Regions from separate parts of the Mus musculus genome. Here region 1 is linked to region 2. The links are chromatin contacts, found by Hi-C in ENCODE. All regions are on one chromosome and are shown on one strand. The core of a region is the stretch at or near the end of the contact, and the rest is flanking DNA. Distances in the headings are between cores, read along the strand shown.

What was found. A loop is a pair of places that touch in the nucleus more often than their neighbours do.
Region 1: a map of T-helper 17 cell shows a loop between it and region 2 (1635-fold over the local background). The contact joins the promoter of Paox here to the promoter of Scgb2b6 in region 2. A Hi-C loop is called at or near these places in 5 of 37 maps with a recorded cell type or tissue (T-helper 1 cell, T-helper 17 cell, T-helper 2 cell and 1 more).

The regions. Positions count from the first base shown.
Region 1 is chr7:140,124,335-140,127,034 of GRCm38, reverse strand. Paox (polyamine oxidase (exo-N4-amino)) reads right to left here and starts at 1,350. Exons shown (of 7, transcript NM_153783.4): 1 at 1,153-1,350; 2 at 220-709. The coding sequence starts at 1,309.
Region 2 is chr7:31,618,154-31,620,853 of GRCm38, reverse strand. It overlaps Scgb2b6 (secretoglobin, family 2B, member 6), which reads left to right and starts at 1,312. Exons shown (of 3, transcript NM_001378690.1): 1 at 1,312-1,388; 2 at 1,856-1,947. The coding sequence starts at 1,328.

The DNA of each region.
Region 1 (2,700 bases), core at 101-2,600, about 110 Mb before region 2:
AAGAAATGAGCATTCAAGATACTTCCTCCTCAATTCCCTAGACGAATCTTTGCTTAAACACAACTAGGAGAAAGAGAAACCAATCCCTCTGAATGGGGAGGGCAGTGCCCTCACCTGCCCGCTCCAAGCCTCCTCCTCTCTCCCCTTCTCCCTCCTTTCTCCAGTCTAGTGCCTCTGCCTGGACAGTAGGGACAGAGCTGGCAGGGCTATGGCCCATACCCAGCCAAGATGCAATCCAGCCCAGGCAGCACTGTATACTCCCCGAACGGTGCAAGAGCCACCAGGTCCATGCTGTGGGTGCCGCTCACACAACACTCTATGTTGAAGAAAGTATTCAGGATAGCCAGCTTGCGCTTTCTGGTGTCCTCATCATCCTCGGTCCAGCTAGCCACCTGCTGACTTATCTCCTTCTTCAGGAACTCTCCAACACTGGCCATTGGGGTTTCAGATTCATTCAGGAATTCTCGGGTCCGCTCTATCAGTCCATAGAACAGACGGGCCATCTCTGTCATCAGCTCCAGGCTCACACTTGTTCCAGAGCTGGACCAGATCATGGAGGGCAGGGCCACGTGCCCTCCTGTATCCACAAGCTGGTTCTCTTCCGATAATTCTTTCTCCCCCAGGAGCCCGAATTCTGCAGCCAGCTGGAAGACAGGATTGTCCTGGGAGGGCCCATGGATCCAGTGTGCACCCAGCTCCACTACACCACCTAGGAGGGCACAGGAAATGCTACCTGGAGGCCCTCTCCCCAGAAAAAGCAGCCCCACCCTTTCGCAAGCATACTCTAGGAACACCTTGAGAGTCACATGGTCCCCTTGTATACCAGGACCAAGGGTCCTGTTCCTCAGGGTAAAGTAGTTCCTAAAGGCATGGCTTGGTCAGACCAGATTTCGGGAACTCCTGGGGAGGGGCGAGACAGCCTGTACAGGCTTCCTTCACTTAAGGAGAAACCCGAGAAACCCCAAAGCTGAGCAAAGCAACTGCGGGACCCTAGGTTGCCTTCCCTAGAGAGTACTCTCCTAACTTTAGGCAGTTGACTTTCCAGGCTCAGTGAACGGAGGGTGTGTTCCTTTACTCCGGGAGCCAAAAAAGGAAGGCTTCCTGGCTCAGTAGGAACCGGATGGGGTCTGGGGTCGACCAAGGAGCGGTTACCGAAGCAGCGTTCCGAGCGGATGCGGCCCCCGGCGCTGGCGGTGGCCTCCAGAACCCGCAGGTGTGGAGCAGCCCGGTGGCTGCAGAGCTTCTGCGCAGCGCCCAGCCCCGCGATGCCGCTGCCCACCACCAGCACCCGCGGGCCAGGGAACGCCATGGCTAGCTCAGGGTCCTCCAGAGACCTGGCCTTAGGCGCCTTAGCAGAGGCGGGCGGGGCGGGGCCAGAGGCGGGGAAGAAGGCGGGGTTGTGTAGAAAGGAGCGAGTGAGTGTGCGTGGGACTGGAGGTGGGACGAGGGGCGGGGCCTATGGGGAGCAGAGGAGGGGCCAAGACGGGAGGAAAGCCTTGGTGAACATTCGGAACTGGACTGAAGGAGAGGAGATGGATGTCCCTTGGCCTTCACTGTGTGGTCCACGTAGGCTTGCGGCTCCCAGAAGCGCTCAAGCTCCAAGTGCTCTGAGCAGCCCTCCTCCTGTTTGGACCCGCCTATAGTCTACTTAAGAAGGGTGTGGCTGTAGCTACTACTAGGCAGTGTGAGCCTAGAACCCCATAGAGATGCATAGTCTTCCAGAAGCATCCTTCCTGGTTCGTATCAGAGCATAGAGTGCGCCATAGCTCTAGTCTCCTTTCCACTGGCCTGTCGGCTCACAGTGAATCAACCCGCTTAGAAGATAAGTTCTGTCCTGTAACCATGCTGACCCAAAGCACAAAGACAGGGATCTTGTAAGCTAAGAACACTGTTTTGGCCAACCACTCAGCAGGCTGAGGGGCAAAAATGTCCTTGACCAACGTACTTGATCCCCTCATTCACTCAGAGCTACTAGCTGTGGTATAGAGAAATAAAACTCACTGGTTGTATGCTATGGGGAGGGGGTGATGGCTCTGACATAGATGGGAACTGGGCATAAATCCGCGTCTGAAGAGGATATATGGTAAGGGCAGGAGGCACATGCCCTCCCCTCAGCTACAAAACATCACTCTTGTTCACTTTCTAAGTTAGAGTGTTTAACTGGATCTTGGGAGTTGGGAGTTGAAGCTGCCCTCCCAAGCAAAGATACCAAAAGCATCCCACCCTACATTGAGGAAACTAACCTGGAGACAAAGAGCTACCTGGTCTGGTTCATTAAAAATGCCAGTCTTTAATACTCACTATTTTCCTCTACACAGTTTTAAAACTTCTAACAAGTTGGTTTCACAAGACATAGAAAATCAAGTTGGAGCAGACATGAAAACTTCCCTCCTGCTTGCTAGTTTGCATAGTGTCAAAAGCTGCTATGCAGGCTGCTGTAGGAAAAAAGTTATCAGCGGCATTGCTCTGTGTCAATTCCCACATGCTACAGGACTGTCAGGGACCTTCTGCTGTTTTGCTAAATGATCCTGTTATCAGACTGCCTTTTAAATGTTGGGTTTTGCCTTTAAAATGTTGGGTTTTCATGCTTCTCTCAACCTTGGCCAGAGGTGCTTCTTCTGCAGTGAGCAGCAACTAGTACAGAGACTCACAACTAGTCCGCGAGCTGAGAATAAGTGACCTATGAGTGTACAACATTAA
Region 2 (2,700 bases), core at 63-2,562:
TTTGCACACTGAGCTATCTCTTTGGTTGCTCCTGTTTATGTGTGCAGTGCTGTAAGATATCCCTAGGGCTTTGCACATGCTAAAAAAATTATTGCCACTGTTGTAGAAAACTAGTGACAAAATGCCAGGTGAGAAGCAACATTTCAAATCACAGTTTGAAGAGATACAGTCCATCACAGTCAGTTAGGCACAGTGAAGGAACTTGACGTGGTTGGTCACATCTACAATCAGGAAGCAGAGATGCATGAATGGACCTGCTCAGCTTCGTTACCTCTGTCTACCCTATATGTAACCATCGTACATGCTTCCACATAAAAGTCAGTCTACCCACCTCAGTTGACCAAACCTAAAAACACCCACTCAGAAATTTGATTTTTGGCAACATTCAACCCAGTCAGAATGATCATCGAGATTAACCATCACACACTGCAAACAGGGTGAGCATAAATTTAAGACCTGCATGTCTTAAGAAGCATGAACTAACACACACAGCTGACAATCATATCTGTGCTGGAAATGTCTTCCTTAGGGTAAGTATGTTGTTCTGAACTTGAGACACTCTAGACACACAGCACATCCTGTGGCCTGTGGAGCAGTGTAGTTTACAGGGAGGCAGTTCACAGTAGCTTGAGAGTTTGTGGACCTCAGAGTTCATGTTCAGGGTTGAATACCTCACTCTACGATTCACTGCTCTCACCACAAGGACAATACTGTTCAAACCACTTTAAGACATGGTTCCTAACAGAGCTGAGAGTAGACAAGGTGAACATGAAAACAGAAATGAGCAACTGGGGAGTGATGCACAATTTGTGGTACAAAAATATCATAAGCCCCCAAGGATATCCACACTGCCAAAGAGCTGGGGACTACCCTGGCTGAGTGTCACAGAGAGGTAGATGGTGTCTCCTTGTTCTATGCCTTCCAATACAAAGGTCTCAGTAGCTTGGACAATGGGACCAAGAAATAGGTAAGGAGTTTGACAATGAAGCACAGGTGACAAGTAAAACAGGACCACAGATCATTTTGTTCAGAACTTGGGCTGCTTGCAAAGATCAGCTCTAAACCCTCTTTGGCAAAGGTACAAAAAACACTCCCGAAACTGATGACATCAGGCTGTCTCAGGCTGTTTGTTCTTCAGAGTGGAAGGGGCCCCCATGCTGCTACCTCTATACAAGATGAAAGGAGATCCACAGGTGCTAGGCTGTAGCCCAAAAGGTGTTTGAAATTCCTGGAGGCATGTATGCAGATGGGTGTGGCTGGGCTCAGAGCTATAATGGTTTATAGAGAATAGGATCTGCTGTGAGAGGAGCATTTAGCACTCTTCACCATGAAGGGGACACTTCTTCTGCTGACCTTGCTGGTGACTGGAGAACTGACCTTCCATACAAGTGAGAGTGGTACCCTTGTTCACCCCATCTCAGTCCCATGGAGATATCTAACTGGGGCCCTGAGACAGACCTAGGTATCCTTAGGAGGACACAGGCAAGGAGCTGCAGAAGACAATTGATGCTTTCTGCTCTGAGTTAAAATTGTTGGGTTTGTGGGACGTGGAGACAGAGGTGTGCTTGTGATGACACTCATGACGAAGGGAACTTTTGTGCACAGTTGAAGCTGAGGCAAGTGTTGGGCTTATGTGAAGTTCAGATGTCAAGGTCTGTCCAGTCATGGATGTTTTTCTGCTAGTTCCGTATATCTCATGTAAACCATGTTGTTACTGTGAGGCTGAAGCCTTTGGGAGGGTTTGACTATGAGAAAAGTCAGTTAAGGCATTTGTAGATGCTACAAGGAACACCGAGTCTTGCTTTGACCATCCATTTGTTTTTTAACCGTATTTTTCTCTCTGTGTTTGCATCAGAAGCACGTGTTCCTTTTTTCAAAGGCTATGCAAGTGTTCTCTCTGGGAAAAGATTGTATCAAGAACTCCAGACATTCAATGCTACTGCAGAGGTAAAGGTGGCCTTAGAAAAAATCCAGGGCTGCTACAGAGAGGAAAGATTAAGAAACATATTTCTGGAACCCATATTAAGGCAATTTTCTGCCTACCTCCACTCACCCATGCAACAGATGCTGTAAGGCTGTGTACCAGTGATAAATGCAACCATTACTGCATGTCATGTCACCTGCAAATGAGAACTGAATCCCTTGCCCACCCTAGTATATGTAAAGCAGCATGCCAGGTACACAGCCAGCCTGTTCCTTGTACCATCCTGCAGTTCACTCCCACATGATGGGTAAACATGGGATTCTCACCAATAGTAGGAACAGGGGAGTCCTTGGGGTGGCATCTGCACAGGTTTGGTAGCCCCAGCTCTACTCTAAGATGCTTGAAATTTCTCTCCAGTGTCTATTTTGGAACATCTCTGGGGTCTATTATTCCCCAGCCATCAATGAATCCCATTTCTGGGGGCATCATCTCTGCTATAACAAAACCTCCCACCATGTCTAAAATGCCACTCCGACCCCAAAGAGTGCCTACAGTTGCTCACTACTGTTGTCTCTTGTCCTCTCTTGTTTCAAGCATAACTGGATGCAGAGATGTATATTTTGAACAGTGCAGCTCTCACCCTATTTCCCAAAGTATTTTACTTGAGTATCAGGTCTTGAAAAACCTCAGTGCTATCCAAAATGATTTTCCCCTCACAAGTCTACATGGAGGACATATTTTTAACATGACTACACAGCCAATGTGCCTGGAGAGAG